Linked DNA regions of Homo sapiens: region 2 is linked to region 1. The links are chromatin loops, found by intact Hi-C in ENCODE. Cell type or tissue: B cell. All regions are shown on one strand.

Region 1 (2,500 bases):
GGTGGTCTGGTGAGTCAGGTGAAGAAGCACTTCTGGGGGAAAGATGTTGAACTCAGAGTGGTCCTTGTTAGTCTGTGTTGGAACATTCTAGTAGCCAGTGGACAGCTGGGAGGAGAGGCCAGGAGCTCGAGAAGTCACCAGGGCTGCAATCAGAGATCTGGGAGGCAGCAGTTCATGTATCCAGGTGGGTATGTTTGAGAGCCACCCATCCCAGAATCCTCGGTGTGCCTAATGCAGATTCCTGGGTCTGGCCCTGGACTTATTTAACCAGATTCACAGGGGATGGGCCTAGGAACATGAATTTAAAATAGCACCCCATTGATTCTGATGTGTAGGAATGTAGAGATGGCTCTAAAATCCTGAGAACAAATGAATTTACCCAGATTGCAGTGTAGAAAGGGAATTTTTTTTTTTTTTTTTTTTTTTTTTTTTTTGAGATGGAGTTTCACTCTTTTTGCCCAGGCTGGAGTGCAGTGGTGCGATCTCGGCTCACTGCAACCTCTGCCTCCCGGGTTCAAGTGATTCTCCTGCCTCAGCCTCCTGAGTAGCTGGGATTACAGGTGCGTGCCACCACGCTGGCTAATTTTGTATTTTTAGTAGAGACAGGGTTTCATCATGTTGGCCAGGCTTGAACTCCTGATCTTGAGTGATCCTAGTGCCTTGGCCTCCCAAAGTGCTGGGATTACAGGCGTGAGCCACCATGCCCGGCCTAGAAAGGGAATTCTTAACTGAGGTCTACAGATGGGCTTCAGGGGTTCAGGAAACCTCTGAAAACTATTATCTAAGTTTCATATGTGTGTTGTTTTAGAAAAAGGATCCAAACTTTATTTATTTATTTGTTTATTTGTTTGTTTATGAGACGGAGTCTTGCTATGTTGTCCATGCTGATCTCAAACTCCTGGACTCAAGCGATCTCTCTGCCTCATCTTCCCAAAGTGCTCCCAAAGGATCCAAACATTAATTGGATTATCAAATGGGCCCATGATCCAAAAAAGTTAAGAATCGCTAGTATAGAGTGAAAACAGTTATTTGTAAATCCCTTGTTGAAATGGATTCCAGGCTGACATCGAAAGGAGGTGATGCTGTGGAAGGGGGCCTGTCACAGGAGTCTGGGACATTGGGTTCATCTCTTCCTTTATCACTTTCTGGCTTTGTGATTTTTGGACAGGTCACCTTACTTTGCTGGGCCTCCATTGGCCAGTCGGTAAAATGGGGATAATTGTATCAGCCTGACTTCACCACGTGGTTATTATACAGTTTATTTACTAAATATTTATTCAACATCTGCCAGGGGCAGGTGCTGGGCTAAGCCCTGGGGATGGAGCTCTGGTCTCTGCTCTTTCTGTCCCTGGTTCCAGGTCAGTGAGGTGCAGTGTTGCGGTGGGGGGCCTGGGAAGTACATCACATCTTGCAGGATCAGTGGAGGGTGTGATTCCACAGCAGAGCTGGGCACACAGAGGAAATGTTAGCCATGCTGTATGTGTTTTTCCCCGGTGGGCAAACTTTTTATTTCTTTTTACTTTTTTTTTCAACTTTAAAAAACTGTGATTAAAAAAAACCCACAGCGTAAAATTCCATCTTAGTCATTTTAAATTATACAGTTTAGTAGTTCAAGTATAGTCACGTTGTGAAACAGAGTGTTTTCATCTTGCAAAACTGAAACTCTGTGCCGTTTAACAACTCTCCTTCCCCCAGCCCCTGGTAAATACCATTCTCCTTTCTGTCTGTATGCATTTGACTACTCTAGGGACCCCATAAAAGGGTCATACAGTATTTGTCCTTTTTTTATTGGCTTACTTCACTTAGCATAACGTCCTCAAGTTTCATCCATGTTACAAAATGTGCCAGAATTTCCTTCCTTTTTAAGGCTGGATAATAGTTCCATGATATGAATAAACTATGTTTTGTTGACCCATTCATCCACTTGGGTACACTTGTACCTCTTGCTGTTGAGAACAGTACTGCAATGAATGTGGGTATGCAAATCTCTTTTTGAGATTCTGCTTTCAATTCTTTTGGCCATATACCCACAAGTGGGATTGCTGGATCCTATGGTAGTTCTATTTTTAATTTTTTGAGGAACTACCATACTGTTTTCCACATCAGTTACACCATTTTACAATCCCATCAACACTGTACAAGGGTCCCAGTTTCTCCGCATCCTTGCCAACATTGTTATTGACTGTGTTTTTGATAGTAACCACCTCATGGGTGTGATAACCATGGTATTTCGTTGTGGTGTAGATTGGCATATCCCTAATGGTTAATGATGCTGCTGAGCATTTTTTCATGTGCTATGTGTCCACTTGTATATCACCTTTGGAGAAATGTCTATTCAAGTCTCTTGCCCGTTTTTTTTAATCAGTTATCGGATTTTTGTTGTTGAGGTCTTTATTCTGTATATTAATATTTTCTCTTATTCTATAGGCTGCCTTTTCATTCTGTTGGTTGTGTCTTCTGATGCACAAAAGTTTTTAGGTTTAATGTAATTCCGTTTGCC
Region 2 (2,500 bases), 55 kb before region 1:
AGAACTGCATGAACCTGGGAGATGGAAGTTGCAGTGAGCTGAGATCTCACCACTGCACTCCAGGCTGGGCGATAGAGCAAGACTCTGTATCAAAAAAAAAAAAAGTGGGGAAAAAATCAATCTGGGGAGGGGGCTCAGAGTGTGGAGGGAGGAGTTGCAATTCTAAATGGCTTGGTCAGGGCAGGCTTCATTGATAAGGTGCAAAGAATAGAAGGAATTTAGGAGGTTGACCAAGAAAATGCTTAGAGAACAGTGCTCCAGGCAGAGGGAACGGCATGTGCAAAGGTTCTGAGGCAGACAGTGTGCTGAGCGTGTCTAAGGAACAGCGAGGGTGCCAACATGGCTGGAGTAGATGAACAAGGCAGACAGGAGTAGGGGATGAGAGCAGGGAGCTGATGAGGTAGGAAAGGCCTTGTGGGCCATTGTCCAGATTTAGCTTTTTCTCTGAGTAACGTGGGAGCCAGTGCAGCGTTTAGCACAGCAGAGGGCCAAGGTCATTATAGAGTGGTTGAGAGGGAGGGTCACAAAAACCCCACATGGATGATTTCCTTTTCCGAACCCCCATCAAAATGAAAGTCAGTGCCCTTTGTTTACAAACCATGCAATTCTCTTGCCCTGTCCTCTTTCTTCCCCTCTGAGAGCTGCCCAGCAGCAGCACACCTGCCCACTGTCGCAGGTCAAGCCTGGCAGCCCTGGAGGGAAGCTGGCTGGAGGGCAGAAAGAGAAAGCAGGAAAAGAGCAACTTGCCCTGCACCCCTCCCAGCTCCCCGAAGACCACACTGGGCCCCGAGTGCAGTTCCACTTTCTGGAGTCACGTGGGATCAGAAATAAATATATTACCTCCCGAGGGAGGAAACAGAGTTAAATAACAGGAACCAGCACTCTCGGAAAGAGGGGGTGGGAGGGGCTGAAGTGTCCGGCAGTGAAGGCACATGTGGCTGGGGCAGGAGGGGCTGCAGCCAGGGAGAGAGGAAGGTTCTGGCTTCTCCCCCAGGTGGCATCTGTGCCACCATCAAGACCACACTGGCTGTCTGCGCCCCTGTTGAGAAGCCAAGGGAGAATGTTTGGGTGGTAAAGATGCCCCTTTGCCTAGGTGACTGTTAGGAGGAAGAGAATTAAAGAGGAGTCCAATAGACGATGGAAACCACTTGGGTGAGAATTTGACCACAAGAAGAACCAGCCCTGTAGAAATGTTGTCTTGGCAGGAAAGCTGGTAAACAACACTGCCCTGGTGCCCAAGATAAGGCCGCCAAAATGCATTTGATGCCCTGAAGGCTAAGTTGAAGATCAAAGCTTGTCTGTCTTCAAATCCAGTCTTCACCGCTTCCCACCTGGGGGACCTGGGCAAGTTGCGTCACCCCTGGGCAGAGTCTGTTTTCTTCTTTAAGTGTTAAATAAGGATGGGGATCAAAGGGCTCAAGGTCAAGGGAGAAGTAAGAGGGTTCTAGATTGCGCTTAGGCTGTTTCTGGCACACTAAATAATCAATGTCAATCACTGTTATTCTCTCAAGACTTGCATTTCAGAAGGAGATGGAACAAACACCGTCTTTAGAAAGTTATGACCAGGTTGGGTGTGGTGGCTCATGCCTGTAAGCCCAGCAATTTGGGAGGCCAAGGTGGGAGGATCGCTTGAGCTCAGGGGTTCGCAAGCAGCCTGGTCAACATAGTGAGACCTCATCTCTACAAAAAATAATTAAAAAAAAATTAGCCAGGCATAGTGGTGCATGCCTGTAGTCCCAGCTAGTTGGGAGGCTGAGGTGGGAGGATCACTTAAGCACCGCAAATGGAGGCTGTAGTGAGCTGTGATCATGCGACTACACTCCAGCCTGGGCAAGAGAACAGACCCCGTCTCAAAAAAAGAAAGAAAGTTGTGACATTACAATGAAGGGAGGACTTCTTTGTAAGTGGGTAGGAGACGTAAAAAGTTGGAGGAGCCAAGGATGTGAGTGGAAAGAGGACAGTGCAGGCTTGTCTTTCTGGTTTGAGATGATTGTGTGCCACCAACGCTCTTAAAAATAAGGCCTTCATTCTCTCTCCCGTAAGCGAGTTCTTATTCTCTCTTTCTCTCTCTTTCTTTCCCCCACCTTCTCCCTTTTTCTCTTCCTCCATCAGCCTCCACCTTCCTTCCTCTCCCTCCCTTTTCTCCCTGTCTCTGCCTGTCTCTCTGTCTCTTTCTGTGTCTGTCTTTCTCTCCCTTCCTTTCTCGCTCTCCCTCTGTCTTTCGGTTTCTGTCTCTGTGTGTCACACAGACACACACATGCACACACAAGCAAATGCATGCAAACGCACACATGCCCCCCCCCAACACACACAGTGGGCTCTGCTTTCAGCTTTTTCTCTGGCTCCTCCTTTCTCTGCACCCCATTTCTCTATTTTTTTTTTTGAGATGGAGTCTTGCTCTGTTGCCCAGACTGGAGTGCAGTAGCGTGATCTCGGCTCATTGCAACCTCTGCCTTCCCAGTTCAAGCAATTCTCCTGCCTCAGCCTCCTGAGTAGCTGG

The links. Hi-C counts contacts between places; a loop is a spot of excess contacts. Peaks named below come from ENCODE experiments on the same cell type or tissue, not always from the same donor. Only the 100,000 strongest peaks of a DNase experiment are listed, where the experiment ranks them.
Region 2: a loop joins it to region 1, with 4 times the contacts of the local background. A loop is called at or near these places in 20 of 110 quality-filtered maps.

What each region holds. Positions count from the first base shown.
Region 1 is chr16:10,811,934-10,814,433 of GRCh38, reverse strand. All of the region lies in intron 2 of TVP23A (trans-golgi network vesicle protein 23 homolog A), which reads left to right. Among named protein-coding and RNA genes, the nearest start is that of TVP23A, 5.6 kb to the left of the region's middle. RefSeq lists an enhancer at 1,223-1,272. In B cell, no CTCF peak of the experiment used is centred here; no DNase peak of the experiment used is centred here.
Region 2 is chr16:10,867,127-10,869,626 of GRCh38, reverse strand. It overlaps a transcript of CIITA not described here. Among named protein-coding and RNA genes, the nearest start is that of CIITA, 8.8 kb to the left of the region's middle. In B cell, a CTCF peak has its summit at 1,003; DNase peaks (open chromatin) are centred at 876 and 2,266; H3K4me3 peaks cover 2,338 bases; H3K27ac peaks cover 2,500 bases.